2 separate regions of the Homo sapiens genome follow, and region 2 is linked to region 1. The links are chromatin loops, found by intact Hi-C in ENCODE. Cell type or tissue: Calu3. All regions are shown on one strand. Each heading gives the region's core, and the rest is flanking DNA. Links, peaks and the distances in the headings are about the cores only.

Evidence for each region. Peaks named below come from ENCODE experiments on the same cell type or tissue, not always from the same donor. Only the 100,000 strongest peaks of a DNase experiment are listed, where the experiment ranks them.
Region 2: a loop joins it to region 1, with 2.2 times the contacts of the local background. A loop is called at or near these places in 2 of 110 quality-filtered maps.

Annotation. Positions count from the first base shown.
Region 1 is chr6:51,505,318-51,521,903 of GRCh38, forward strand. No RefSeq gene overlaps it. Among named protein-coding and RNA genes, the nearest start is that of PKHD1, 570 kb to the right of the region's middle. In Calu3, for the core only: no CTCF peak of the experiment used is centred there; a DNase peak (open chromatin) is centred at 8,754.
Region 2 is chr6:51,392,711-51,409,296 of GRCh38, forward strand. It overlaps LOC105375085 (a long non-coding RNA gene), which reads right to left and starts at 15,969. Exons shown (of 3, transcript XR_926868.1): 1 at 15,731-15,969; 2 at 10,917-10,982; 3 at 5,611-5,977. In Calu3, for the core only: a CTCF peak has its summit at 6,265; a DNase peak (open chromatin) is centred at 6,311.

The DNA of each region.
Region 1 (16,586 bases), core at 4,922-12,921:
GTGCGTATTAACACTTATGTGCCTGTGCTCACCATATTTGCTATTTTTGTAATCTCCAGTCTTGACAAATCAGTTTCCCTATCACCCTTTCTTATTCTTTACAGTTCCTCCCGTATCACCCATAAAATTATTTTAAAAGTTAATGCTGTAAGGGATCTTAGATAGACTATTTTCTCTAAAATGCCATTTTACAAAAAATAAATGAGGCTCAGAAAGAATAGACTAGGGTAGAGGACCAGAAATAATCATTGTGATTTATTATGCCAGGCACTGTTCTGAGAGCTTCACTTGAATGAACATGAGTTCACTCTTCAAGACAATACACAAATCAAGAAATGTGACTCACCACCTAAACAGAACTAAGAACAAAAGCCATATGATCTTCTGAATAGATCCAGCAAAAGCATTCAAGAAAATCCAACATTCCTTTATGATAGAAACCCTTAACAAATGGGGCAAAGAAGGAACATACCTCAAAATAATAAGAGCCATATATGACAAACCCACAGCCAACATCATACTGAATAGAGAAAAGTTGAAATCATTTCCTCCAAGAACTGGAACAAGACAAAGATTTCCACATTACTAGTCTCATTCAACATGCTAGTGATACTAGTGGAAGCTCTAGCCAGTGCAATGAGATAAGAGAAATAAATAAAAAGCATCCAAATTGAGGGAAAGAAGCCAAATTATCTGTTTGCTGATGACATGAATGTATACCTAGAAAACCTCAAATGCTCCTCCAGAGGACTTCTAGATTATATAGACAACGTCGGTAACGTCTTAGGATACAAAAGTAACATACAAAAATCAGTAGCATTTGTATACACCAATAACATTCAAGCTGAGAACCAAATGAATAACTCACTCCCATTTACAATAGCCACACACACACAAAAATACCTAGGAATACATTTAACCAAGGATGTGACAAATTTCTACAAGGAGAACTACACAACAAAACACTGATGAAAGAAATCATAGACAACACAAACAAATGGAAAAAGATTCATTTGTTAGTATCCTTAAAATCAACATCTACAGATTGAACACAATTTCTATCAAATTACCAATGTCATTTTCACAGAATTGGAAAAAACAATCCTAAAGTTCATATGGAACCAAGAAAAAGCTGAAATAGCCAAAGCATCCTTACGTAAAAAGAACAAATACAGAGGCATTACATTGCCTCACTTCAAATTATACTACAAAGCTGCAGTAATTAAAACAGCATAGTACTGGTACAAAAATAGACACATAGATCAGTAAAATAAAATAGAGAACTCAGAAATAAAGCCGTATAACTATGCCAACTGATAATTGATAAAGTCAACAACAACAAAAAAATGGGGAAATGACACCATATTAAATAACTGGTACAGAAAACATTGGCTAGCCTAATGCAGAAAAATAAAACTGGACCCCTATCTCTCACTATATACAGAAATTAACTCACAATAAATTAAAGATATAAGATGCAAAACTATGAAAATCATAGAAGAAAATCTAGAATAAACTCTTCTGGACATTGGCCTAGGCAAAGAATTTATAACAAAGACCCTAAAAGGAAATACAACAACAACAACAACAAAACAGAAAAGACAAATGTGATTTAATTAAACTAAAAATATTCTGCATAAGAGAAATAGCCAACAGAATTAACAATCAACCTATGGAACTGGAGGAAATATTTGCAGATTATCCCTCTGACAAAGGACTAATATCCAGAATCTGTAAGGAACTCACACAACTCATCAAGAAAGAGACAAACAACCCCATTAAAAACTGGGCGAAGGACATGAACAGACATTTCTCAAAAGAAGATATACATGGAGACGAGAAACTTCTTTAAAAAATGCTGAACATCACTAATCGTCAGAGAAATGCAAATTAAAACCACACTGAGATCATCTCACACCAGTCACAGTGGCTGTTACTAAGAAGTCAAAAAACAACAGATGTTGGCATGGATGTGGAGAAAACGGAACACTTATACACTGTTGGTGGGAATGTAAATGAGTTTAACCCCTATGGAAAACAGTATGGAGATACCTCAAAGAACTAAAAATAGAATTACCATTTGGCCCAGCAATCCCACTATTGAGTATCTACCCAAAGGAAAAGAAATCATTATATAAAAATACACCTGTACTTGTATGTTCATTGCAGCACTATTTTTTTTTTTTTTTTTCTGAGACAGGGTCTTGCTCTGTCACCCAGGCTGGAGTGCAGTGGCACAGTCTCGGCTCACTGCAAGCTCTGCCTCCAGGGCTCAGGTGATCCTCCCACCTCGGCCTCCTGGGTAGCTGGGACCACACGTGTGCCACCATGCCCAGCTAACTTTTGTATTTTTTGTAGAGATAGGGTTTCATCATGTTGCCCAAGCTGGTCTTAAATTCCTGAGCACAAGCAATCCACATGCCTGGGCCTTCCAAAGTGTTGGGATTATAGGCCTAAGCTACTGCTACCAGCCTGCAGCAATATTCACAATAGAAAAGTCATGGAACCAACCTAAGTGCCAAACAACAGTTAATTGGATAAAGAAATGGTGTATATATACACCATGGAATACCATGCAGTCATAAAAAATTATGTCTTTTGCAGCAACATGGAAGGCCATTATCCTAACCAAATGAACTCGGAAGCAGAAAATCAAGTATCACGTGTTTTAACTTATAAGTGGGAGCTAAACAATAGGTACACATGGACAGAAAGTTGGGGATAACAGACTCCAGGGACTTCAAAAGCAGGGAGGGAGGAAGAGGGATGAGGGATGGAAAATTACTCATGGAGTACAATATTCAACATTCGGGTGATGGGTACCCCAAAAGCCCAAACCCCACCATTATGCAATATACCCATGTAACAAACAAACACATGTACCCCTTTAATCTAAAATAAAAATAATAATTATGAAAAGAAAACTGAAGTTATCCACATGTTCATACATATACATTGTATTATATAAAAATTTAAACCCACCACTAAAGTAGTTTGGTCTGAAGAAGAAAAAAAGGACAGTATTATCAGGATGCACTATTAGTATCTTCATTAGTTTACTAATGAAACTAATAATATTGCCTTTTTTTTCTCCAATAACGTGGAAGAAACCTTCCACAAACACGAGGAAACTAAGGAACAAAAGTATTAATTAGTTTGTAAAAAGTCACGCATGGTCTGAGAGATGAAGCCAGGATGGAAGGTTAGCGTCTGAATACATGATTTCTAATCTCATGTGTATAACCTCTCCATTCAGAAACCATGCTGATAAAACCATGCTAAAATGGTTGGGGTTTTTTGTTTTGTTTTGTTTTGCCTTTTTTGTTTTGTTTTGTTTTTTTGTTTGTTTTTTACTATATCAATTTCCTTTATGTAAATTCAGACAGGTCTGTAATCTTTAGTCCCAGGTATTGATTGTGTTTATTGAATCTTGAGGAGGATTCTGGAATATTGGCCACCTACTTCTTTTCTAACTCAACAAGTTCATTTGATGGGTTCACAACTGTATATTACAGATAAAAGCTTTTGTAGAATACCAACTAAAATGTCAATCTTAATACTTAACTGTATTCCATGTAGTATAAACATAGCTTATGTGTTTTCACCGAAGACGTATACATGCTTTACCTGTGATATATAAAGCACAATCTACAAAATCTAAAATTGTACCATAAATGCCTTTGTAGAGGAAGAAACACAATCATATACAGTTTAACACTCCATTTTAAATTTCCATTTATCACTTTCAAAAGTCTGAGAACAATAAACATCATTTGGGGAAAAAATGATTATTTCATTATGATGAAAGGAAACGTGATTCTAGTAACATACACTATATATGCACATATCCTTAATTCCTTTATTTGTGTTCCCCAAACTAACCTTTCTTCACAGGTTCCAGAGTTATCCATATCTAGGCTAAGATGTCATAAAGATAAACATTTGTTATTAGATCTCATAATAGTTTATATACCAGTATCTCACTACAAAACTTGTTATGTCAGAGAATTAAATACGAGACAATTAGATTTTTCCTGGAAGCTGTCTAAGGAGATGCAAAAAGAAAGTGTATATTACTTGAGAGGCCAGAGGGACATATCATATCACTACACCACTTTTAGGTAAGGATCTATGCAAGGACGCTATGAGTAACTCCTGTTAATCACATTACTACTACTACAATTAATCTTAATTCTTTGATCAGAGGTGTAAGATCAGAACTCAAAAGTTTCTGAGTTAATAATGTGTGAGTAGAGGAAAGAGGTCATCCATTAAGTTAGGAGTTGACACGTGTTTTCTCTAATGGGCCAGATACTAAATATTTTAATATTTGCAGGCCATCAGATCTCTGTTGCAATAACTCAGCTCTGCTACTATAGCACAAAAACAGTCATAGACAATATGTTAATAACGGGTGTGGTCATTTTCCCATAAATGTTTATTTGCAAAAATAGGTGGTAGGCCATCTTGGGCTAGTTTGCTGACCTTGCGTTAAGGTTCACTATTAATTTCATTTTAACATGCATTTAGTAAGTTCGTAAATTATGTAACACATGTCTGGAATATAAGGAAAAATGTAGTTGCAGACAACTACACCCCACTCAATAATTTAATCATTTGTGGTGGGCTGTAGGCTGTGATACTTTGGGAGGATAATTAGGCAAAAAGCAATCGTAAGATCATATACAAAACAAAATAGTTTATCTTATTATTTCTTAGAGTGTCAGAAGACCTTAGATCTAAAAAATGGTTGGCAACCTGAAGAGAGTTAATCCTCCATTTAGCTATTTATTAGATATTGGGGAATGCTTATGTGTCAGGCACTTTAGAAGAGTGAGGGAGATATGAATTAAACCTCATGGCATTGCGGAATACAGATGTACCAATGCCAAAACACGATGTGACAAATTCTAAAGATACTGTGTGCTCCTGCTTTCTTATAGACTTACTCTTCCCATTTTGCAGAAGAGAATGAGGTTCAGCGACATTTCCAATGTCACCTATTTAAGGAAGTTATTCTAGATTCTTCAAGTGTAAGGCAGTTTTTTTGTTTGTTTGTTTTGTTTTGTTTTTGAGACGGAGTCTTGCTCTGTCGCCCAGGCTGGAGTGCAGTGGCGTGATGTTGGCTCACTGCAAGCTCCGCCTCCCAGGTTCACGCCATTCCCCTGCCTCAGTCTCCTGAGTAGCTGGGACTACAGGCGCCCGCCATCACGCCCGCTAATTTTGTGTGTGTGTGTTTTTAGTAGAGACGGGGTTTCATCGTGTTAGCCAGGATGATCTCGATCTCCTGACCTCATGATCCGCCCGCCTCGGCCTCCCAAAGTGTTGGGATTACAGGCGTGAGCCACTGCGCCCGGCCGTGTAAGGCAGTTTTCTTACTGCCCCGTACTACCTCTTTCCAGAATTATCTTTCTACCTCAGCTCTGACCTGCTCCAATCTGTGCTATCATTCAGATCTGCAAAATGAGAATAATGATATTTAATATTTTTCTACATGCATTTTGCAATTGAAAGCTGTTTGTTCTGGAAATGCTTACCCCTTTACTATTCATGGTTTTTGTTTTTATTATTGTTGTTATTTTTATTGTGAAATTATTTACATATTGTTGGGGACAATAATCTCTAACCTTTGTCTTCAGGATCAAGCCTTCAGACCTGTTTATTCACTTCTAATCCCACATAAAGACATAAGGCGATGCGTATTGAATTGCCAGTATCAACAATGCTCTCTGACTTTGCTGAAAAAAAGAGTAACCGGAACTCCCTAATGCATTTTCCTTCATATATATTTGGTTTAGACACTTACTTTAATTTTTAAGCCTGTGGTTTAGGTAAAATTTATCAGCACATTTTTTGTACTTTACTCATTTTTATGTCATTGAGTGATACTTTAGTGTTGTAAGAGAAAAAGAAATAACTTGGAGTTAGGTACAAAAAATGTGCCCTATAAATAACCATCAGCTTATTCTGTGGGTTGTAAGGCTAAATCCCCTCCCCACTTCCTCCTCCTGGAATCTGAGAAATGGCCAGTTTGTAAGCCACTTGTTGGCCTTCACAGCTACCACATTAGCTAAAAGACAGTCCAGCTCATTTTACCTAACTATTGAAAAGGCAGTATTTATTTTTTAGTTGGAGAGGTAGGAAAGGATGGTGGGAAGTTCTAAAAACTCTGATTCAACCTCTGACCTACAATCTACAGAAAGAAAAAGAAGCCCCCAGCCTACCATAAACAGTCAGGAAACCCAGAAGCTCTGATTTCCAGCTGTGAAACTCACTCCCACAAAGGCCTTGGAGCAAGACCTTAACTCTGCCAGAAGTCCCAAGGCCATTTCAGTCCCAAAACCCTCAAAGAAATAGAAAAAGATGAGAGGAGACGGTATCCATTCATTCACTATTACAGTTTTCTCTCATTGCCTCTTTTGGAAATTTGATGTTCTCTTTCTCGGGCCATGGAAGCTGGACGTTCTTTTGGTCCGTAGTCTCATTCTAAGTGTAGGAGAGTTAATGAATACTGGGATGCCCTTTGAAGAGTGTGGATGCAGAAAATACTGAAGTAATTCAAAGTGCAGCCCACATTGATTGCAAAGCTTTAAGCTGACCACAGTCCCTTGTAGTGTGGGACATGTGATAAAAATGTAAAAAATGAAGGCAATATATAAAAACTTATCCTCATGTTTGTTTAATTAAAATGTTAGATTAAAACTGAATTCCTAGAAAACAGAAGCATTTAGGGCAGTTTTCACTTTTTGTTATTCTCAGCATATATCATTTGTTGTAATAAAGGGCAAAATTGAATGGAATCATATAGTGATTTAATCTCAATCTTTAAGAAGGAAGGGGGACTAGGGTAGAAAAAGATTTTGTTTTGTTTTGTTTTCTTGTTTCAGTTTCTGAAACTCCTGTAATTATGTGCAATTACCTATTATGTCGGAAATTGGTTCTCAAAGATGTAGAACCTACTTTGTGTTCTTTAAAAAAAACTGTACAAAATATGCAATTTAAAAGGAAACAGTTTGAATGTGGAGAAAAATGAGGCTACAGCTGTAGGATTTTGTTATGCTTTTAGTACCAAATCACAAAACCCATTAAATTATTTATCCTACAGGCAGGCGTTGTACTGCAAACGTTGAATACAATTGCAGATTCTAGGAAAAGAAATGTGTGCATTTTAATTGCCTCTGATTTAAACAACCTCTAATTTCATTAGTCTTATTTTTTTCCTCAAAAAATACAAGAGTTTATTTTTAGTCCTAGGATGCAAATGACACTAATATTTTTTCTTTCCTTTAAAGAAGCAGGCTATTGAGGATCAAGCCATACAGAAGCACATGTGCACATATACATGCAAGAAAGCTGCATACACATGCATAACACGTTCTCCCATATATACAATCTGCAATATGCCCCCAAAGGATTCATGGTGCTCCTATCATATTCTTTGCTCCTCATACATGCATATAGATTGGCTTACTATATTTCACTTCCATCATTTCTCCCAATACTATGTCACAAATGAAGATATCCTCCAGGAGTCCTGCTTACGAAGCAGACTATTGTTCCCAGGCAAAGAAGACATATAAATTTATCAAGGGTTGGGTAGCATGGGAGTGAGGGGAAAGCTCTCTCATGTCATATTTTTGGGTTCATTTGAAAAATCTTGGCTTTGCCATCCTCTGTAATTAAAACTCTTCTGTCTTAAGATTTATCGGTGCAGTAGTGAACGCATTTTCAAAATGTTTCTTTACAGCAGCTATTGGAAATCTCTAACTCTGCCTCAGGCAGGATGCTGCGGCTGCTGTACTTTTTGGGGTCTATTCTCCCCATGATAAATGAGCTTAACTTCAAAGATAAGTTACAACAACTCTCAGAGGGGAAACCCTTATTACTCTTAATATACGTTACTCTCTATCATTGCATTTCAAATACTGTTGCATGGAAAAGAAACCATACAAAATTGCTTAAGTCTTGCTTTGTCAATAGAGTCAGGGTATGCATATGTAGACTTTAATTGAAATATAGGATAATTATTTCTCCCAAGCTATAGTTACTTTTGCTGTGTGTGTAGCAAAACCAGTAAATTGGATAATATACAAGCAACACTTGTAGTAATGGTGATAACAGTATTATTTACTATCTTATTCAATCAATATCATGCAACTTGATAAAACTCAGAGATTTCTTAAAGTGAGATTTCACTCAAATGATACACGATCTCTAAAAGAATATATGTGATTTTAATGTGATTTTGACTATTTCAGATTTAATAGTACATTTTTTCTTTCCAGAGCCCATCTTATCTCGAGAAATGTTGTGCTCTAGCCATTTCCCTAAAAGTATGCTTTCTGAAGTTGCTTAAAGATGAAAATTTAAAAGAAAAATTGACCCATCATTCCACTGTGTTCCTGCCCAGAGATTGAATTTGTTCTCCCGGCTGATGAATTTTTACTCCTCTTTCTAGTTTGTTAGCAGAGCAACATATAGATGGATGGGTGTGTGCAGATTGAAGCCTGGTCCTTTATCCTTTGAAAGGGTTAAAGTGAAAAGGGGGCTTTTTGAAACTGGGGAGTCAGTAGGGTGGGGGTATGAGGGAAGGAAAAAGGAGAAAGAAAAGGTTAGTGTTTTCTGTCCATTAAAGGGAGTATTCTGTTCTGAAACCAAATTGGTCATGCATTCCAGAAGCGTTTCCTGGTAGAGCGGAGTCTGACCGGAGCACCTGCCTTGCTATTGTACTGGGTCTGGGCTGCTGTCCTCCAGCCCTTTCCTTTATATGAGGCAGAATCTGTCACTTATTACAGACAGATTGCTCGTGGGCCCAGAATGGCTGTGAGCCACTGAGGGGATGGGGGAGAATACTGTGACCGCGTGAATCACTGCCCAAGCCATCACGTACACACAGCTTTATTTTTCTTCTCTAAGCACTTAAACAATAATGACGTGAAACCCTAATGACATCATGTTGAAGTCTACCAAAAGATTAAACCATCTGAACCCAGGGTACAGATAGGTTAATATTCCAAGCTGAAGAGTAAGAAAATACAAAGAAAGGGTAGACACTGGGTGCTCAGAGTTTCAGGAGCACAGAGGAAAAGAGAGTGTCAGTGGCCAGCATGCCGCAGGTGGAATCTATTAGCTCTGTAACACCGGAGGTAAATAATCGGACTTGCTCTGTGGATCCTGGAAGGAATTCCCGGTGTCCCAGCTGTGTTTTTTTGCACCCCACAGAGTACCTCCCTGGATTTATGCCCTGGACACCTCAGCACTGAGGAGGGACACCTTATCCAGAAATGATGTCATAGTTCTGCTACTGCATGCTTCAACTAGTTATTTTTTAAAGCATGTTGCTTAACAGGCACACACATTGTGAACATTTTTTTTAAGTTGCATACTTTAAGGGATTAGTCGGTTTCTCTCTCATCTAGTCATTTTGTTTTCTTCTTCATTCAAGAAGTGAGTAATGAACAGAAGATTAAAAACAACTGGGTTTTTTTTTTGCATTGAATTCTTTTTAATGGGTGTACATCGAAGGAAACTTGCTGTGATAAAATCCAGTTGTGGAAGATTCACATTGCCCTGTGGCTATCTGTTCAGATTAATGAAAGGTGGCCTTTGTAACCAAATCTGCCAACCCTAGGGTCACTCTCTCTGGCCCTCTAGAACTATTAGACAGAAAGCCAGAGCTTAAATATGCTGGTCTTTGGTATCTTTGCTGACATTTCTGGACAGATGTTAATTATAAGAAAAATGATAGTGGAAATGTAGATAGTATAGAAAATATCTATTAAATATCTATTAAAATTAAATTTTTTTTTATTGTTTCTTTTTTAGTTAAGAGATTTGGTTAGGAAGAGCACATGGCAAAGGCTTATACAGAGCACCCCTACCCCCTTGTGGCACAATGGCACTTGTAAAATGGAAATTTCATCATCTTTTTTAGAGCTGTTGAGACTTTTGAACTCAGAAACACCTGAATTAAACCCCTTGAAGCACTGTCCTGTTGAAGATCAAAACATAGAAAGGTAGACAATTTCTCAGCTCTAGAGAGAAGAAAAAAGATCTGAGGTATTTTTCTCTTGAAATATTTTAGTTTTTATTTTTATTGTAGATCACAGTACATTAAAATATATGTCACCTATTTAATCATCAGGCAGCCTGGCTAAAGATAAGGCCCCATTATTTATTTAGCTATTCTTAAATATTTATGTTATCCCAATCAAAATAAATAAAAACTTCATCATTTATAAAAAGTTATTACAACTAATTTGATGCTCTCAATCACTCTAGGGAATAGTCTGTGGCTATTCTCCTTTTGAAAATGAGAACACCAGAGCTCAGAAATGTTAAGGGTCTTGTCTAAGCTGGCATCATGGTTAACAGAAGCATCCCAGGGGAACACAGCTGGTCAAGGGGGAAGCAAGACCTGAACCCCGGTTTTCAAAAACTAAGGCTAGGACTCTGTTGTATAACACCCACGCCTGTATAGAATTAACTGCACAATTTTGCACATTAATCTCTCATACATGGCCCTCCACACTGGCCTCATCTCCAATGTCTTCATTCACTTCTCTGCCTAAACTCCTGTTCATCTTCGAAAACTCAGATAAAATGTTATTTCCTCAATGAAGCCTTTTGTGATTCCCATAAGCAATGATTCATTTTTCCCTTCTATATTTCCTCTGCCCTCTGTTCATTCACCTATTTTGGCAGTTACCATGTTGCACTGGCATGATCATTTTATTCATTTATATCTCCCTCTAGACTGAGTTCCGTCAGGGAGAAATCTTGTCTTATTCATGCCTATATCCCAACATTTACTATGGACCTGGCAATGCCAGCTATTGGGAGATGTTTGGGGATCCATATATGTAAGTTGGGGCTCCATGTGATAAGCTGAGTTACCCTCATTAAGCCTCTTGTCAGTAATGCTGACATCTGGCAACTCTAAAAGGGCCTTTCTGTGGAAAAGCTCCAGGAAGGATTCTTAGACCCTTCCTGGTTCTCCTTGTTTTTCTATCTTCTCTGTAGCAGACACCTATTACCCAGGATGCCGCTGGCTTCTAGTCATTCATCCACACATTCATTCATTCACACATTCATTCATTCATTCACACATTCATTCATTCACACACTCATTCATTCATACATAAATTCATTAAACAGATATTGATTACTTGCTCCAGGGTAGGCACAATGCTAGGTCCTGGGAATATAGATGTTAAAAAGATAAAAGAGACAGCTTCTGATTCCAAGAAACTCAAAGGAAGATGGGAAAGATGGCAAGCAAATAAACATAATGATTGGGGTAAGCTGGGTCCTATGACTGTTCATGATTTTCTATGAAAGGTAATTCTAAGAGACAGGATGTAGGTGGAGGGATAAGCCTACAAAGTTTCCAGGAGGAGGTCATATCTGAATAGTACTTTGACTCATGAGTAGGCATCAACTAGAGAGAATAAGAGTGGAGCAAGGGGAGATGTGGAAATAGTACTGTAATCAGAAAGATTACAGTGTGAAAAGGGCCTAGAGATGCTGAGAGACCACAGCACATTCAGGGTATTGCAAGAAGTTCCATATGGCAGTTATTGGATTAAGGAGGAAGATAGTGAGTGATGATTCTGGTGAAGGCAGCAGGAAACCCACCATAAAGTACACGATAAGTCATACAAAAATATTATCCTCAAAATATGAAAGCAATAAGGAGGAAAGTTCACTTTGATAGAAGTATGAGGAATGCCAGAAAGGGCTAGACTTGGGGAAGAAGCTGTGGGAAAAGAACAACAGTGAATGTGAAGAAACAATTGGGATATTACACCAACTTGGGTAACGATCCAGGTAATAATTGATCATGAAAGAAATGAGAGCACGGGTGCCCTAAAACATATTTATAAGATTTAATTCTATATAGGGGACTGAGAGGAAGAGCCTGAAAAAAATGCTAGCAGAAGAAATAGATTTAGAAGTAGAAGAGAGAAATTAGTAGAGAACCGAGCACTCAAAATAAGCATGCAAACCAAACTTTCAAGACATATGAAAAATCAAGCACTAAAAACAAAATTAAAATCAGATTAATTCATTGAATAGAGAATCCTCACAAAGACTATAAATATGTCTGTCTAAGATTTTTAAAGGGATAAATTAAAGTATAACACCCATTTAAAAATAATAAAATGAACCAGAAATAGATAAAAGTGAAATTAAAACAGATATAAAAAAGGACCAGTTGGAAAACTTACAAATAAAAAATAAAATTCAATAGATAAAAATATACTCTGGATTAGAATCACTGACGAAGGCATAAATGTACTGAATTATTAACCCAGAACCCAGCATCAAGGGATAAGGAGATAAAAATATGAAAAAAATAGATTCATGTTTACTGAGGAAAGACTGAATGGATCCGCAAGTATCTAATAAGACTTCCCATAGAAGAAAATGCAAGGAATGGCAGAGAAGTATTAAATATCACAAAATTTTCCAAAATTAGAGAAAAATCAAAAGTGTATACCAAATCACCAAGTAGGATAAATAACAATAAAGCTGCATCTAGAAACTTCATAGCGAAAGCATAGTCCATCAAAAACAAGTGAAAACACTCAAAAGCTATCAGGAGGAAAGATAAATTAACAGAAAAAAAATAGATTAACTGTACACTTCCCATAAGCAACAATAAATGCCAAAGCCAATGGAACACCACCTTCAAAGCACTGAGGGAAAATAATTGTCAACCAAGTATTCTATATCCAGGTATATTTCCATGTAAGCTCAAGGACAAAATAAAACATTTAAAAACATACAGAACCAGAAGAGTTTACACAAAACTCACTAAACTCCATTAGATGATGTTTTTAAGCAAGAAGAATAGTGAATTCTGGAGGAAGGAAAAAGGTAATAACAATAACAGCTAATAATTAGAGTATTTACTTTCTGCTGGGCACAGTTCTAAGTGACTACATCATTAGCTCCTTTGGTCCCAATAACAACCCAATAAAATAGAGACTACTGTGAGGTTCATTTTACAACTGAGAAAATATATGTCATGAGAAAGACAAAGAACTTCCTCACAGCTAAGAACTGGTAGATCTGGGGACTGAACCTCAGCAGACTGACTCTAGGACACACATGTTTTATCACTACATATTCTGCCCCAATAGAAGAAACAAAGACAAACAAAGAACTTGATGAAACATTGCTAAATGTAATTATTAGGTGTAAAAATGACTATTTTTATTATTTATAAAACTGTTAATAGAAGTCCTCCAATAAAAGGCATAGAAGTGAGACTGAGAACAGTTCTTGCTATATAGGGCCGTAGTCAGATACAGAGAGAAAAACTGACTTCAATATTTATATGCCGAGGGGTTGAGTTCTATGAGGAGGAATGGTAGAAGTGGAGGGGAGAATGTGGATGAACAAGGTTTCAGCGGCAGCAAAACAACCCCAGACCCAAGGCCTGGGAAGCCTTCTTATGAATAGATAATACCTCGACCCTCTGATTTCTTACAATCTTTAGAATCCTAATCACACACATTAGCAGGTAATTATAGACTGAAATTCTTTTGTTTGTATTCCATACATATTATCATCCTGTTGCCCCCAAGTAAAATGAGCTCCTTGAGGTAAAAAATTGCATTTTATAGCTCCTTTATCCCCTTCAAGTGGCTAGCACAGTTCAGAAAATTTAAAAAGTAAATTATTATTATTGAATGATTGATCCATTATGAGGTTGTAATCCATTCGATAGGAATTATTAATACATGATTATCTATATGTTAGGTATCTCAAATAAGGGAGCAATATTTTTAAGTTATTTGTATTTTCATAGACTTTATATATTTTTCAAGAAGCTTAAATCATTTAATTACTTAAATAGTAGAAACCTTGGAAACACTGTTGTTGGGCTCATGTCACTATCTTTAACTCTTTGGGAGTAAAGTATCTACTTCCACTGATAAATGTCTCTATGAGCTATAAAAATATATAGTAGAAATTGTTTAAGAAGTAACATGTCTCGTTCTTGGACATTCTCTCACACCTGAACAGCTTCCACTAACCTGTTATGAACCTAAATTTGAAGATCCCAGAAATGAGCCTGTGTAGAAAATCCCCCCCTTTAAAAAGAGGGTAGGCATTTCTCTCAGTTGAATCTCTTAGAAAATATTTTGAGAAATGTTCTAAGCTAATAGTCTCTTATTTCTCACTCTACATTCCACCAGATATATAAACTGTCTTCAAACATTTAGTCAGTCCTACAATATTACTGTTGAGTTTGAGGTCAAGATAATCTTCTCTTGATGATTTAGTCCAAATCCCAAAGTTCCTCTCTCCTTTACTAACTTTAGCAAGATTACCTCTAGAGGGGATCTAATCATAAGGTCTCTAAGATCTCTTTGGGACCTGCTGGGCATAGTGATCCCAAAGGGTATTCTTTCTCCCTTTCTTTCTTTCTTTCTTTCTTTCTTTCTTTCTTTCTCTCTCTCTCTCTCTCTTTCTTTCTTTCCTTCTTTCCTTTCTTTTTTTATTCTTCTCTGATGTCTTGGACCTGCTTGGGGTTGCTCAGCTTGCAGGAGCCCTGTGGACCATCTCTGGCTCCATTGCCCATGGCAAGAAAACTGCTTCTTTAACTTTCTCCAAACCTCTCTGTGGGATATCCAATCTAACACACCAGGAGAGCTCAGGCAGGGGTTAGCAGCTAAAAGGACCATTGATCCTCTTCAGAACTAAAAAGTTTCTATAAACAATCCATACGCCCTCCAAGAATACCCTGCAGCTTCTGCTGGCACTTCTTGAGAAGTGCTATGGCTAGTGAAATGCCCCACAGGACCCACTAGCGTTTCCAGATACCCACTGGTGAAGCACCCCCAAGGGACTCTCAGGCTCTGGGAAACAATCATCTTCAACCCTCTAGAATGTCCACGGACTTTACTAGCACCTTCTAAAAGTGCCCTGTGGGCTCTTCTGTCTTTTCATTTTTCCAGAATCGCACTGTGCTTAATCAACTACCCTGCTCACTGCATTAATTTGTCAGGAGCTCAGCTGAGCTGAAGAGAGCTGAGCTGCCAGGTGTTTGAGTAGCTGATTAAAACAAAAAGCCAAAATGGAATTAACAGGGAAGCCTTTAATCACCTTCTGCAAAAGTATGAAAAAGAGGCTAAACAAGAGGAAATGTCCACTCTGTTTTATTCTATTTTCTCCCCACGGAATGGCACCAGTCAAAGGTGAGGTGAATCAGCAGAGCCAAGGAAGTTCCAAACAAAAAGATCCTGCAGTTTTATGAACCTGTGTCAGGGTGGATGGAAGGCAGAGATGACAAAATCGAAAAGACTAGGAGTGGGAAAGTACAGAGCACTGCATTGAAGTGGAGAAAAGTAGCCTCAAACCTGCCCCCACAATCCCATAAGGAGGTCTTGGCAGAGAGGCCTGAGAAAGGCCTTGGCCAAAAGCCCCATTAAAGGCCTCTGAATGAAGGCACCTGAGCTAGGAAGGCAGCTATGCCCAAGAGCATGGCTAGTCAAGAGGACCTGAGTCCTTGACTGTAGCTGCCCTCGGAGGCTGCAGCCCACCAAGCCTGATGTGAGGAGAGCAGCTTTCTCCATGAGCCCTGTCAGGTAAAGCCTTTATTATTACCAACAGTTGGGCCTGAAAATTCATTCAGAAGTTTGTGGTCAGAAGCCATACTCCCCATCTAGCACACTTTCCTCTCCATGTGAACCAGGTGAATTTATAATCACCATCATCTTCCTCTCTCTCTAACCCCTATCCCAGCAACTGGCCAATACCGAGCCAATTAGGGTACTTTATTTTCCATTCTCATCCTTCAGCCTGGTCTGAAGGATGGAAATGGAGTCAAAGTTTAGCAAATGGGAGTGTTTGCTCAGGATGTTAAAAATTAGTATTGATGAGAGTAGTACTTAGCTCTTCCTTCTAGGTCATGAGGTCCTGGTGTTGCCAGAGCCATCTGCCATCTTCCCTGCCAGTGCAGAAAGCCCACCTGAGAACAAAGCCCACACAGTGAGAAGGCAAGCTGACTGACAGAGGGAAAGCTAAAGCTCAGGTTGAACGGCCCCTGAACTTTCCAGTTATACCTACGATAATCTCCTTTCATCTTGTTTAGGGAGAGTGGGGTGAGTGTCTGTCACTTAAAGCTAACTATCCTGACTAATACTTTTCTATTTCAGTAGTCATTTCAACTATCAACATCCCCTTCACACTTCTACCCCAACCTCACATCCAAACATCACTACACACACCAGCCTCCCGATTCATTCCAAACACTAGACCTGTGTACAACTATTCTAAGACTCACTGTAACTCTGCCTCCAACCAGTTCAGGCTAAGCCATTTATCTTCTTATCATGTTAAATATCAGCTTCAAAACCTAGAGGAATATAGACTCAATTATGCTTTTGGAGTGGGAAGACTTTGGATGGAGTGGTAGAAGCTTTTCCTGGTGTGCCTAAAATCACAGGAGAAAGGAGACTAGGATCTGTCATTTTATTTTTAGAAAACATCTGCCTATTGGTTATTTTGATTTTCATAAAAGCCCTTTGAAGTACACAGGTTTTAATATGTGATTCAAAAGAGAATTATTG
Region 2 (16,586 bases), core at 1,747-9,746, 120 kb before region 1:
AATGAGAGTGGGAAATACATCTCGATTGACAAACATAAGATGTTTTGTGCAAATGGCAAACAGAGCATCATGTTGGAGGAGGTAGGCACAACTTGAAGAAGATGAGACTATCCAGAGGCAAACAAATATTTATAAACAAATGGGCCAAAAAAAAGCTCTATAGGGACTTATTCTGACACCAATGACCATACTAAAAGCCTATATGCCCCAGATTCAGAGAGAAGGGACGGGACCTTAAGGACATAAAATCATGCCAGACAGTAATGGAGCTAGGCGAATACTCCTCAGTTGAAATCTGCATAGAAGTAATGACAGTCATAGATGGGAAATCACTCTGCGTGAATACTTTACACATACTATTTCGCTGGCCAGGTATGATAATTTTCCTGGTTTCAACTAGATCCTGAGTTGAATAGGACAATGAGTGGGTATTAATATTTATTGAGCACGTCCTATGAATTGGACACTTTGCATATATTATTTTAAAAAACACTTGTATAAACCCAGAGGCACGTGTTACTATCTTCATTTCACTGATGAAGAAATGGAAACTGAGTGACATTCAGTCATCTACTTGTACATTCACTCATTCAAGAATTGTTTATTGAGTGCCTACTGAGTGCCACTTAGTACATGAAGTATTTAGATACAAAGTTAAATAAGGCATAGTCTCTGTTTCTGTTCTCTCTTAAGCAGAAATATACATTTTAACAGATAATTTCTATAAAATGTGGAGCATAAGGAAGAAATATGTTCTTGAAAGCCCACCTGAATTCTTCCTTTAACCTGAGCTCATGCTCTTACCATATAAAGTATCAGTTCCCTGTCTTTGCATGTGGGTCTCCTGGGTGTATCCACCACTGGCAGAGAAAGAGTTTTCCATGATTTTGTGTTAACCAGGAGAGCTGTAGGCAACTGAGAGTCAGAGTCCATTCAGATAGCAAGATACGTGACAGAAGGTTGACTGTATTTCCTTTTTGTTTATTTTTATCCTCTCTCTGAGTAAAGGGAAAAGAAAAGAAGGCCCAATAATATTCAATGGTTGTTCACCAGGGTCTAATTTTGAAGAATGTATTGAATGGAAAGAAACTTAAATTTGGTGTATCCATCCTCTTCCATCCCATTGATGTGAATATTTCAAATGGTTCATACACTACACACTCTTTCAACACACACACAGACACATACCCATACACATAAACTCCTACAACAGCTGAGTCTGGGTCCAGGCTTCTAATCCTTCTCAGTCCAATGTCCCAGGTAGCCACTTCCAACGGGTCAAAGTAGTCCTTGAAATGTGTTAAGACCAATGAAGAGTAGTGAAACACTTGAGACTATGTATGTCAGTGGTAGGCTGTTAAAGTGGTCATGATATGCTATAAGGATACAATTTTAGGCTCTCAGGAAGCTATCAAAGAACTTATTGCTACTTCTTACTGTATCTCTGCCCAGTGAGCTCTTAGTTACCTCTTTGATTGCTTTGCAGCATATATGTAGGTGATTTCCTAAAGGTTTGACATCTTCTAAACATTTGGCCATTCCAGGTTAATGGTTAATCTGGCTTCAGTAGCTCTTAATAATGTGTCTTTGTCCTCAGGGTCCTTGCTATGATTACCTTTAGGCAAGGTTATCCTTGAGAATCCAGGCAAATGGGGGCTAGAAATATATCTTACAAGTCCTTCCTGTAGATTTAGAAAGCAAAATCTCCAACTTAGTTAAGGCTAAAAGCCAACACAAAGGAATGGATCTTGGCCTGAATGTATCTTACAGCCTTAAATAGGCTACAACTAGACTCAGTCAAAGACTTCATCAGCCTTGGAGATCTGCTAAGAAATCCCATTTTCCAACTTTACCAGATGAAGCTTGGGAGGACAATTTAATGCCAACCTTGAGGCTGACTACATGGAAGAGAATTACTGGTCTACTAGATGGCCTGATATCTGAATCATACTTAGTTATCAATCCTCAGTTTCTTGTACACGATTATACAGTGATATCTCACATGCCAAGATACGGAGGTGGAGGAGTCACATGGTGTCTGTCACCTGAGAGAATTTGTAAGGAGACTGGGAGTGAGTCTGTATAAGCTGGAGCTCCCAAGAGCGCTTCTTGGCCTTTTCCACTTCCAGTGTATTTGGATAAATGTATATGGGTATTTCTGACATTACCCTTAGCTGGATATAGGAAATTGAGTTATATGCAAATATGAAATGCAAATGAGAGTCACAGGTCTGTGCCTCTGCCACAGACCTAGAAATGAGAAAGGAAAAGGATATAAGCAAACTGGCTATAATGTTCTAGTTTCCACCAAAGCTTTGGTCATGTTAGTGTAGATGAATCAGTGAATAAGTATCAGTTACCTCATTCATATACCTCCTGCCTTTCTTTCTTAAGTATTCCTAGACTTGTTGAGTCTCACTTGAAATATACCTTAAGAATACAATTTGAATGCTAAAAGTTATAAACCCATAACTTCCCATTTGAGGAGAGATATCAGACTAAACAAACATCACAGCAAGTCCTCTGTGGTCACTTTATCTTCATGAAGCATCCCCTTATTATAAAAATATATGTTATAAATGTGTCTTTTCTATTATCTAATAGATAACACATAAATATATACAAACATGTAACATGACAGTACATACCATATAACATATAGATGTATAAGATACATGTGTTTTTAAAATCTATGTGACATATCACATATCTATGCAGCACATGTATACATGTACACATATGTGATGCAAATATATGCACACATGCAAAATGTTTATAGCATATGTTGCATGTAGCATATATGCATGCAATACGTATATATGTATTATAAGTCATGTGTGCACAGTATGCACATATATAAATATACATTGCACATTTATGTGAGTTGGTAAGTATATAACATATATCACATAAATAATATTGATAGCATACAAAATATATATCTATATAACATATGTACCTAAACCATAAGATATATATGTGCATATCTCTATATAACAGAAGACATAATCTTCATAACTATTTATAACTTCAGAACACATACATAAAACACACACAAATAACAATTTAAAAAATATGTGTACATGTATAATATATTATAAATATGCTCTCCTTTCTCTTCCAAATTGAAATTCATAAATATAAAATGATTTCACATGCAATTTAAATATTTAATAAAATGCCCTTTAATAAAGAAGAAATAGAAAGCAATTATAATAACATAATATGCATTCCAATTTGGAAAATCTTAGGCATGACTACACTAGAAGTCATGGTGATTAATTAGATTTTTTTCTTTACCCACTTACAATGACTATCTTTGGATTAAGAGTTATAAAAAGGTCGTAAGTCATTGCAGTCAAGCCAAAGAGGAAAATTAAAGAACTGAGGTATAAGCAAATACTAGACTAAAAACTAGCATTAGGTTACATAATAACAGGCCAAATTTATTTGCATAATATGAGAGCAAGAGAGAAGTAATCCTAACTGAAGTAGGGATATAATGCTAATCACCCCATATATTTGCATACATGAATGGACTGTGATATACAAAACAGTCATGAGTGATGTAGGACAATTCTTTATTGTGTCAGACTGCTCAAACACTGCAGGACATTAGCATCCCCGGATCTCACCCACTAAATTCCAACAGCACATCCAACTATTGGGACAACCAAAATTGTCCCTGTAAATTTCCAAAGCACACTCAGGGACTAGACCTCTCTCCTTGAGAGCCACTGTTATGGGAAATGAACTAAATATTGCTTTTATCCAGATCTTCAACCTCCAATTAATGGATCTGAATGAACAACAGCATACAATTTAATTTGAGATTAATAATTCTATTCTGTTCATATTTAAAGCAACTTTACAATGTTTCCATATACTGAGTATTCTTAGCTGTCATATCATACATGTAATAATGTAAATAGGTCTCAAACATTTGGTACATTTGGTCTACTCAGGATAGTCTAAAACTCTAGGAGAGGTCAACATGTTAGTCTTGCCACCCATAAGACCACTTATGCAATGAGGATAATGCCACAGTGATATATATAGATGTCATAGTGAAAGCAGCCTTAATAATTAACATCCTTTTGTACTCAATCTCATTACTAATGTGGTTCACATATGGCCTAGTGAAACTCTGTACACAGGAAAATTGTATTAAAATATATGAAGAGATAGCTTTCAAGGGAAAATGTCACCAAAGCATAATACATTTTCTCAGGGGTATCAAGAAGGAACAGTCTTTTAGCTTTGCTTGGTGATTTTGGGGGCAACAGAAAATGACAGTATGAGCATGATTCAAAGACCTTTTCTTAGGACTCATTTGCCCTCGCTCACAAGGTCATTGCCCAAACTACCAAAACTTCCCAAATATAGGGTTTGAGATGACCACCCTGATTCCATGCATCCTTATAACACTCTCTAAACAACAAGGAGTAAATAGGGATTTCATTGCTGGCATTCCTGTATCCAACCTGGGTGATGAGCTACATTTAAATGCTTCAAAGTCACAGAGAAGATACAAGTGTGATTTGCATTTTGTTCTGAACAAAATCTTAAGTAGTCACATTTCATACATCAAAGAGAGTAAACTCACAGTAAGAACCATTGCATATGTTATCTACTCTTATGTGAAAATGTATGGGGAGGTGCTGGACTTCTATTTGTCATTGATTAACAATAACAGCAAATATTTGTGGAGCATTTATAATGTGCCAAGTATTCTTTCAAGTGCTTCACTGATACTAAACCATTTAATCCAGACAACAACTTTCTGTAGTATTTTCTATTTCTCCAAGTTACAGATGAGAATTTGGGGTCCAGAGAGATTGAGTAACTTGCCCATGGTTACATATTAGGAAATAATACACATGATTCAGATCCATATAGTCTTGTCGCACAGCCTTCTCTTTTAACAAATACACCCTATTGTCTCTGTCATTCTTTACTGTCCTGCAAAAGAAATGTATCACCTGTGTTTTAAGAATTAAAGAGAAAAATTTTGTGGTTGGCTAATCTGGTCTTGATGCCTGATTATAAAAAAAAAAAACAAAAAAAAAATCTATAGCATTGTCAACAATCTATTTCCTATTTCTAAAAGAACTTTTAATTTTCTCACTAGCCTTAAAAAAAGTGTCTTTTTTAAAAAAGCAGCTGACTTTCCATCTTATTAAATGTCTACCTTGCATAATGTCAGAGAAACTCATTCTAATGCTGCCCAGGAAAACTAAGATTAATTGGAGTTAAATCCGATTGAAGGCTATGTAAGCTATGTTCTTTTGGTTACCAGATCCACTCTTCTGTTTGCATGGATCAGCATCCTACCTATTTTTCCAACTCCCAAAAGTATTAGAAGCCACAAGCACAGCTCGCTCCATTTCTCTTCTCTTTTTATGCCTCCCCTTTTCCTTGTAACCAGTATTATCCATGGGAGAGGTTCCACATGGGATTTTCCAAGAGGCCAGGCCAGCTTGACACACAGGGCCCTTCCTTACTCAGCCCAACCGCAACCCTCTTCCACCTCCTGCTTCCCCTCATCCTTTTGATTGTGTGTGCTTTTCCCTTTCATTACTGCTAATGGCTCTGAATGGGTCTCTTGTGCATAAGGAGAGACAATAGTCTTCATTTAATGGTATTATTTACAATAGGAAAAATAGTTTTAAAAAGAGAAAGTGGGAGAGACAGTTATAGCAAGAGGCTTGACTGTGAAGCCTCTTTTATTAGGGGTCTGGCACCCTCCTCACCTTTTCCTGGCCATCAGCCAAGCTCTCCTTCACTCCAGAGCGGCCCTTGAGTTTTGCTACAGTTTCCGTATGATGCCACAGCAGCCAGGCTCTATGGTGTGACTCATTTCCGCAGCAAGAGTGCTCCAGTACATTAACAGCTTTCTCTTCTTTGATCAAGTGAGACCAGGGCATCCATTCTCATGGCCAGTGTTTTCATATGATTAGTCTTTTCCCAGGCACACCTGCATGGAGGACAGAAGGCTGCCTGTAGAGGAAGCTGCTGAGCCTGATTTCATTGGAAGAGTAGGTGAAGAAGGGACAGCTGAGACCCCGGGGCTACTCTGGCCCAGGCATGGTCCTTGTGAGAATTTGAAAACTCTGTCTTCTTTGAGCCAGTGGATTAGGAAGAGTCGCCTGTCTCAGTGGACACAGCCCTACAAGCCCCCCACTGAGGTCCACACACACTTTGCACAAATGCAGGACTACATGCAGCAACTTGAGCAGGATTTGATGTCTCTACCAGCCATTTGAGCTTCAGCTGACAATAGCAGTGACATAGTGCCCCGGCAGAGGGCATGGTACCTACGCCCAGACTGTGTCTAGAGTTTGAATCTCGGGTTTACCATTCGTTGCCTGTGCAGGTCTATTATCTTGGGCAAGTTATTTACTTGTTCCATGTCTCAGTTTCCTTATCTGTGAAATGGTTATGCAATAATAGCATCTAATTCAGAGGTCACTGGAAGGATTATGTGAGGAAACTTACAGAAAGAATGCAGAACAATGCCAACCATAAAGAAAGCTCTCATCAAATGCTGTCTGTTGTGACTTATAAATAGCAAAGTGCTAAGGTAACCTAGACCTTAGCAAAAATTGAAAATTGCTGATGTTACCTCCAGGAATTCCAGCCTTATCCTCTGTACTTTTTTTAATTATCTGAATTCTCCCCATTTTTGAGTAAAATAACCAATAATGACTGACCTTTACTTTGTGTTCATTATATGTCAGACTCTATGTTAAATACTTTGCAAATATGATATTGTTTAATCATCCCAACAACTTTCTGAAATAGGTTCTTCTATTAACCCTGTTTTTCAGATGAAGAGCTTGATGCTCATAGAAGCTGAGCAACTTGTTTAAGGTCCAAAAGCCAGCAAGTGGCTCAGGTGGCATTTGGGAAAACCTCTTATCTGTATAAATATGCATAAATTTAATACCTTAAGGTATTGCTTTTTTTCTTTCCTACTTTTGTGTCGTAAAATTGTATATTTCTTAATATTCCTGCTGACTCCTTTCTGAAAGCAGAGATCACAGTATGGCCCCTTAAGACCTTACAAATAGTTTGGTATGACTGCCTATTTAGAAATAAAATGAAAGTGGTAAACTTATAAATGAAAACATCCTACCCACAATGGTATGAGTTTAAAATAAAGTATAATGAATTGCCCCTTCCAAGGGGCACATTTAGTGTGGAACAAAGAAATCAGTCACATCCTCTCAAATGCCAGCGAGGCTGGTGGAGATGGGTTGAGGCTCTGTGGGTTGCTCAGTGTCTTCAAAATCAAAGCATTATCAGCCATAACCACTTTTGTGTATTTTTAAGTCTGGTTCTATCTTGTGTCCTCGCTAGTTTTTCTTTTTCTTTTTTGTTTTTTTGTTTTTTGTTTTTTGTTTTTGTTTTTCGAGACAGTCTCGCTCTGTCGCCCAGGCTGGAGTGCAGTGGCACGATCTCAGCTCACTGCAAGCTCCACCTCCCAGGTTCATGCCATTCTCCTGCCTCAGCCTCCCAAGTAGCTGGGACTACAGGCGCCTGCCACCATGCCCAGCTAATTTTTGGGATTTTTAGTAGAGATGGGGTTTCGCCGTGTCAGACAAGATGGTCTCGATCTTCTGACCTCGTGATCCGCCCGCCTCGGCCTCCCAAAGTGCTGGGATTACAGGCGTGAGCCACCGCGCCTGGCTCATGTCCTGGCTAGTTTTTCAAGTAACACCTATTAGTATTAGTATTAGTATTTTAATATAGATAGCTTTGCTAACAGACTATATTTTTCTCATTCCTTTCCTAGACTATTATTTTATTTGTCTCTTTCTTATTTTATTTATTCAATTTTCTTCAAATTGCACCATTTGTTACCTAGCCTGAGGGAGCACTGGCTATTAAAACTGCACTAATAATTTTAATTGACTTAAAATTATGTAAGAACAGCACAGCAGCCAAGAAGTATGGGGCCTCCAAATAGGTGCAACAGCAGAGAGAATGTGTTGAACAAAGCAAGGTGGCTTTAGGTTCTGAACCCCCAAATTCAGCAAGACGTTACTGAAGAGGAGATGGTCTCATCGGGAAGTCCATATGGGCCACATTGCAATGCAGTTATGCTTCTATTTTAGCACACATTATAGTGGAAAATTTAAGTTTCCAGAACGAACCATTGGGGCAAGAGTGCCATGAGGTGCAATTATTTACTGTATAAAAGTTGTCTCCGTTGAATATACCCTAAGAATATTTAAAATTTGATTTAAAAACTATTTAAACTATTTATACTTAATTGTTTCAGACTGTACCTTCACTATAGCATAAAATGCATCTATACATATCTATACCTCTGACTAACCCTGTTCTAACATCAAATCTAACAAGAAGTTTAAAACAGAATAAAGAAAGTAAAGGTGGTGGAAGTATCTACTGTATGTCAGAAAGGTAATTTGTATGTGGGCATCTGAAAAGTAGTGAAAAGACAATTGCCTTTCAAACGATATTGGGTGGCTGTTGTAGTCTCAATTTTTCTCTTCTTAAAGTGGGAGAACACTGATACCTGATCCAGCAACCTTTGTAAGTGGAAAGAGATGATGCATGAAACAGCATTTTGACTGTCACAGTGCATGACATATTTATGAGGAATTACATGGCCATGCTTTATGGAAGGTATATGTGTTCTAGTGTCAGCTCCCAGAAAGTGGAGCCTAGTGGAGTAATTGCACCACACAGGCAATCTTAGCTATAACATGATGGCAGCCATCTACTCTCCTTTAAGATCAAGCTGGAGAAAAGTATAGTTATATAACATATTGGAAATCTTAGGGATTATTACATACAACTTGTATATTTTACAATGGAAAAGCTGAGAGCCAGAGAATAGTAAGTACTGGCCCAATGTCACCACCTAATTACAGGCTGTGGCAATAATAGAACTCACATCTCTCAATGGTTCACCATATGGTTTTCTCTGCAATATCATTGTCACTACTTAAAAGTAATGTGACATCTTCATTTCCTAGCACTACTCCTCATTTCCATTTTAGTCAGGACATATTACCTAACCGATTTTGGAGGGAGTTGTACATTCATGTGCAGTGCCACACAAATGGCATACAAATTATTTCATCTGAAATACAGGCTCAATTGCATATTATGCTAATAAAAAACATATATCTCATCAAAAGCTATCATGTAGTAACATCAGTATATAACTGATGTTATAGAAATGCAATACCTTCCCAGTAGATAACTGATGTTATAGAAGTGCAATAGGATTTAGGATTTAGTTCTGCCTTTGTAACTATTTCCTACTCTTAGCCATAGTGGAAAAGGCCCACAGTCTCCTTCTAAAGACCTTGTAGTACTTAGAGCATACCTCTATTAGATCACACATTATCTCCAGCTGTCAGGCTGGCAGCTGACAGCTATCAACTACTGTATCTCTAACAATAAGCACAGTACCTGAGTACCTAATAAATGCTAAATTAAACTTTGATGAATGAAAGAGGAAAATGAGTAAATGGACAAATTTAGAAGTGATAGCCTGTTGGGCTGGGGTTGAGGCAAGATTCAAGTCTTGGGAAGGTTATGATAAATCAGACAAAGTTCTTATTTCAGCAGGATCTTTTTCATTAGACTCCTCCCCACTAGGACCCTTCTTGAGTCTTGAGTACTGAGCTCTTGATTGGAACCTTGATAACAACTCGCTACTGCTATGTGACTTTAGAAAGCTCTGCTTCTGTAATATCCATCTTATTATTTTAAAAATAAAGTGCCTGAATCTGATCAGAATCTGAGTTGCTTGTTAGTCTAGGCTAAGGCTGGCGGATTAGTCATACATGACAAAATGATGAAATGGGCTGGGGAGACACAGATACGATGAATACAAGCATTGAGAAAAGTCTTACCGGAGGATGGGTACAAGAGATTGTATCATGCTATTCTCCATACTTTCGGTATGTGTGAAATTGTCCATATAGAACATATAAATAAGTTTTGTTTTGTTCATGAGCAACTAGGCCTATGAGTAGAAGTTAGAGCTAGAGCAGCAAAATATATTGAATTTGGGAATTGGGTCTGTGCTAAAGCAGCACCAAGAAGAATGTCCCATGGAGACATACTGGTGTCTGGAGGTGCCACTGACGTTCTCTTCTGTTGACTCCTGTGCCTTTCAATGCAGTCTTCACTGGAGTTGGAAGCTCAAGCTTGTTAGGGTAGATCCTGCTCTTTCACTCCAGTACTTTTGTCACCCTCCATCCCCTGTAACTTTGATAACCATGGACAATGACAGTGATAGAACCTTGGGTCAGGTTGGGGGCTCAAGTTGGGAGGCTTGGTTACTTCCGAGTTGGATGAGGATTTTTGCTTATTTCAGCAGGATCATTTTCATTAGACTTCTCCCCACTAGGGCCCTTCTAGGGTCTTGAGAACTAAGCTCTTGATTGGAATCTTGATAACAACTGGTTACTACTATGTGACTTTAGAAAGCTGACCCAGCCTCTGTGGTCTCCATCTCATGATTTTCAAAATAAAGTATCTGAATCTGATTGGATATTTCAAAGGTATGCCTCTACTCATCAACATTTTACTATTCTTTGTTGCTGAGCACAGATTTGGTCTGAACATTCTTCTCAATGTAGTATGACAACTGGCAATATCTGGCATCTCTATCAAATAATTTCTGAGTTCCTTTTAAATGAGCATGTTAAAATACTAAATGCCCATGTTCTGGTTTCTTGTATATTTTAGAATTTGTGACCTCTGGTCACAAATTCAGGTGACTGAAATTAGATGATTTTCTCCATATAACTTTAGATCTTAGCTGATTATATTGTTGTTTACTACATTCAAAAATGAATTCATACCATGTAGTCTATCAAAGTTATCTATCCATTTATGTATTTATTAAATAAATATGGAGTCCTCACCTTGCATCCTCTCATTTCCTGGGTAAATAAGAAGCTGAATTAGACGACGACCTTGTCCTCTGGGAGCTTTCAATCAAGTAGGAAAAATAAGGAAAGACATATGAATACTTAAAAAATCAGGCAAGATGTGATAAATGACAAAATTGAAACATAGATGAAATGTTTCGGAGTTTAGGAAATAAGAAAATATTTCTCACTGGTGTAAATGTATATAAAATTTAAACATGAAAAATCTATTAGAAGCCCTTTTTGTCCATCTGATGCAAGAACTGGCTTCCACAAATGATGACCAGGAGCCTGTCATTATCCAAAAGGAGTGATTTGATAGTCTATACCAAACCTGGATATGTTCTACTGACTTTTCTGTTGTTTTTCATAAACTCAAAGAGACAAAACTGCTCAGATATATTTTGCAAGGTTACTTGCTACAGCTTGAATTTTATGGGAGCTGGCATTAGATTACAGAGTAAGCCATACAGCTGAGGAGCAGTTAAATGTGGTACATCTGTCTTGGCTTCTAATAGACGTGCACTGATGAAAGTGGTGGGCATTTGAAGGAGGAGTATCTGTACTCTTTCTGAAAGTGAAAGGCTTAGTGCAAGATTTAGTCTGTAGTCTATAGTACACATTAAAACTTATTCCACTGTAGTATTTAAAAACTTGACACTGGTTCCATCTTTTCAATGAAGAAATATACACGCAAAGAACTGAAGTGTATTTCTTAAGTAGCCACTTTCACTTCATAGAAAATCTTGGACCAGAAAGCACAATTCCTTGTTTTCCAAGCTACCACAAAATCATAATTTCTACTATTAATTAGGTCTGTTTTTCTTTCCATTAACTTAAATCATCCACCATCCCCCACCATCAACTGATCCAAATTTTTCAGACTGCAGAAAAACTTATCATACAATTGTTCATCAATCTATATTGTGAAATAGCTGATAATCCTTGCAAGTGTTGCAAGCTTTGTACAAGAGCTAAGTCTGTCACTTTTTATTTGTGCTGTCTTTCCCACCTGGAAAACTTTGATTATGGGGCATTTCAAAGGGGCCACACACCAGGACAGTTAAAGAGGGTTAAATGACTGTGCTTAACTGAAGATTGTTTAGGTGCAATTCTAAATGCTCACTGTATGCAATGAACAAAATAAGGCTTAATTAGCTTCCTGGAAGACTGCTTTTATTTTCAGCTTTTTCTTAAAAAAAAAAAAAGAGCTCACATTAGCAATGTTTTGGAAAGTATTTCCTTTATATATTTAATTTCTTGCAATGTGGTATCAATATGTTCCCTTTAAAGTAAAAAAAAATTATTGCCAATAACTTAGTTTCATGTATTGAGATAGCTATCACATCCAATTTCTATATGCCTGTGAAAGATACCCCCCAAACTACACACAAATGATATAATTTCATAAATGTAGATGCACCTAAGTAGATATGAAAAGGAGGGAAATTTACAATTATAAAAATACATAGCTAGAAAGCCTCATTTATCAGAGATAACATTGAATTCTATAGAATACCCTGGTGCCTGCTTTCTGCACCTGCACCCAATAGACTGAGCATGAAAATGCAAATGAACAGGAGGAGTATACAGTATGACAAAACAGGAGTGTAGAAAATGCTTGATTTCATGCCTGCCTTCTAAATAACTCTGAAGTTTTAATTTATTTTCTTAACATATTGAACAATGGTGACATTTCTAACAAAGCACATATAATTGGACCAGAGTAAAAATAAATTAGTGTGTATAAAAGGAAGACGAAGCCAACATTTTCTTGGTCTCTTGACATTATCTACCACTGTCCAGTTCCCTGTTGTTTTCCTCCTTTCCTTTGTTTCAATTTAATTCTATCCAGTTCCAGAAGCATTAATGGAGTATATGCTGTGTGCCAAGCACTAGACTTGGTACAAGAGCTCTAGAAACAAATAAGATGATGCCCATGTTGCCAAAGAACTCAAAGGTGGAGGAGAGGAGCTGCACTTGCCTCACTGTACCATAGTTTACAACAAAAAAGTGAATCCAAAAAGGATTCGGAAATGGAAAGTGAAGATGGCTGTTAGGGCAAGTCTTTCCAAATGAATAGATACATGAAACAAGTGTTCAGGGATAAAAGGTACTTAGCTGGAGGAATAAAGGAGGAAACAGCATTCCAGAAAGGTATAAAGTAGAGAGAGAATCCAGGTTTCCAAAGGAAATGTAAGTAGTCTAGTGAGATTATAACGTAGACTTTAAGGTAACAAACACCAAATTATGAGCAGGGGAAAAAAAATATGGGATCCAGAAAATAAATAGGAAAAAATAATTTTGAAAGGTGTTGGGTAATCACAGGTAGAAGTGAATGCTGAATGAATTACACATAGGGCTCACATAATTTTTAAAGGATATTTAGGACATTTCTAACGATAACCAACTGAAAATAAAGCTCAGGCATAGTCGTCAATTCAATGATATGGACTGGGTATCACTATGTACCAATACAGTTCCTGGTCCTGCAAGAATGGAAGTGAGCAAGATGAGTCGGATCCCTGCTCCAGTGGGGCTTATGGGCTGGTAAGGGGAACTGACACTAAAACTAAACAGAGAGATGAACAAGAGAGTCTCAGATCATGAAGACATGAGGACAAGTGGCACAAGGTGAGTGATCGCCGAAGAGAGTGCTTAAGGGATGCCGTTTCTGAAGAGACTTTTTGCACAGAAACTTGGATAAAGTGCAGAAATTAGATGTTGGAAGATCTGGGAGCAGAGTTTTCCAAAAGGAGATAGCATAATTGACAATTGCAAGCAAAGCGAGAAAGGTAGCCTGACTAAAGCAAAGTAAGCAAGGGAAAGAGTGGGAGGACAAGAAGTCAGAGAAGTTGGAATGGAGCAAATCATAAAGGGCTTTGCAGGCCATGGTAAGAAATTTGAACTTTATTCTCAGTATAATGGAAATATTGATTAGTTTTCATTGGAGGGTGCATATGATCTTATTTGAATGCTCCCTTTGCTTTGTTCCAATATTTGTGGTCACATCATGTGCATAGAATCCACATCCATCACGAAGGATCTGCAGACTATGTTTCATGTGTTCAAGACAGAAACAATGCCTCTATGTGACTCTACAAAGATGACTACTATCACTTCCTTTCCTTTCTATGTACACGTGTTGCTCCTAATGTCAAGGGATAGAGCCCCGTTTCCCTTTCTTTGAATCTAAGCTGGATTTAGTGACTTGCTTGACCAATATAATGTGGCAGAAGTGATGGTCTGATTTTCAGAGGCTAGATCATAGAATTTCTTACATTTTTCACTGGATCTCTTTGGAAGCTCCTTTTTGGAACTCTCCCCCTAAAATCCCAGCTAACTCACAATATAAAACCTAAGCTACAAGGAGGGGTCATGTTTAGGGCACCTCAGTGGAAAGCTCCAGCTGAGGTCCCCGCTGACAGCCAGCATCAGCTGCCAACAGTGGCTGGACTGGATAAACATCAAGTCCAGTCAAGACTTGAGATGACTGTAGTCCCAGCCAACATCTGACTACAATTTTACAAAAGTCCCCAAGCAAGAACTTCTCAGGTGAGCTCATCAATTTATGAAATATGGGAGATGTTAACAAATAATTGTTTTAAATTTGGGGTGGTTTATAATGCAGTGGTAGTTGATCAGAATGGTCTCTTTTTTTAAAATAATTTAATTACAAGTAATTGTTTTTGAATAATTTTTTAAAATTACAAACAAAAAAATCAACCCATTCCTAAAATCACCCACAAACATAATAGAAAGCACTTTGAAAGATATACCTCTAAACACTCTAAAATGTGTACAGTCTCACATAAATGAAATATTTTAACTGAACTGGACAGGTTATTTCCGGGAATCTTTCTTCCTCAAAATTAAAACAGAAAAACAGTAAAGTGAAGACACACAAACACACGCGCGCATGCACGCAACCCAAAGCAAAACCCATTCCACTACTGGAAATATTCCAGACAGGGGATTGCCTGAGCCATTATTTGTTTCAAATTAGTGATGTATTTATAGTACCTGATATACTCTGGCTTACAGCCAATTTTACGGAAAAAAATCCATTTATAAGTGATTCAAATAAATCATGATTCCTTAATATAATGCAAATACATTATGTAACCATTAAAAATGTAGGTGTCTAGATACACTAAAAAATGGAAAAACGCCAAAGAGACCAAGTTAAAAAAAACAAGGTGCAACTCATCTGTGTTTATGGTATGATCACATTTGTTTAAAACAATATACATAAAATGACTGTATATGCATAGAAATTATCTTCATGATACCCAAGAAAAAGTAATAGCAGTTACTGCTCCTGGAGAACAGAATGAGGATGTCAAGGTCAGATCCAAGAGTGACACTCACTTTTCATCTCCCCCTTTCTCAACAGTATTTCAATTTTATACACAAGCATGTATTATCTTATTAAAAGAGAAAATTTTAACAATGACAAGAAAAAAACCACAGAACTCATGACTGCCATCTAAGTGGCAAAGAAAGATGCCTGCTAAATTTGAGTACATGTTAATAATACATTTTATGGATTACTTTTCTACTAAAATCTACTAAAAAGATACTTAGGCCATTTCTACTGTGAACTTAAATGGCATAAAATATTTACAAAAGCCTTAATGCAAGCACATAAGCTAATTTCAAACAGATCTGGTTACTTACCCTCCAACCCTCACAAATAGTGAGAATTTTAGATGCAGATTTCTTGCTGAAAAGTCATACAAACCACTTCTTCAACCTACCCTCTGCCCCACAATCAGTTCCCTAAAGCACAAACATATGATACTTACAATTGATTTGAATGATTGAGAGAGAACTTAAGTCACCCTTGTTAAAACTGCACTTAAATGTTGCGACAAGCTGGAACATTTATCTTCCACTCATCTTAGACTCCATTATCACCAAGCGAAAATTTGAATTGGTGACTTATAGAATGATCAGACAGAAAAAATTCACCTCCAGGATTGGATGGAAGCATGAAGAAAATAATGCCTCATTTATCTAAATGGTTAAATGAATTTGCTAGAAATGATCAGTATATCTTTTTTCAATTCATAAAATGTCTTACTTAGGCCAGCCCACTGTTCCAACACATTATCTTCTGGCAGGCACTCTGTGAAGCTGTCCCACATTACTTTCTACTGCAATACCCAGGGACAAAGTGTCATAAAAGTAACAAGTGTCAAGTCTCCTTGTCTTTTATGTAGGTCTTTTAAAAATGAGGCACAGCGCCTTTTCCTTCACTTTGAAGAGCACAGCAACAGTATTTCCAAAATGAATCTGCTCTCCACAGGCCCTCCCAGCCCCAAATTAAAATGTTAAATAGTACAACAAAATCATCATAATATTCTTTGAACTTAGAAAAAAAAACCCAACTATTTCAAGGCACATTTAATTTAATATCAAGAGTGCAATACAAAAGGCCCAAATACAATGAAGGAACACATTCCCCCATTAACACCAACGACAATGCTCTTTCAAACATGTGCCTGTTGAATGGAATGGGGATTTCATAAAATTCACTAAAAAAAAATGCAGTGAGTCTCATCACAGCTAATATCCTTATACAATCTAGTTGTGAAATGAATGTTTATAATGCTTCAAACAGTTTCAACCTGAAGTTTGATACCACACCTTCATGTCTGT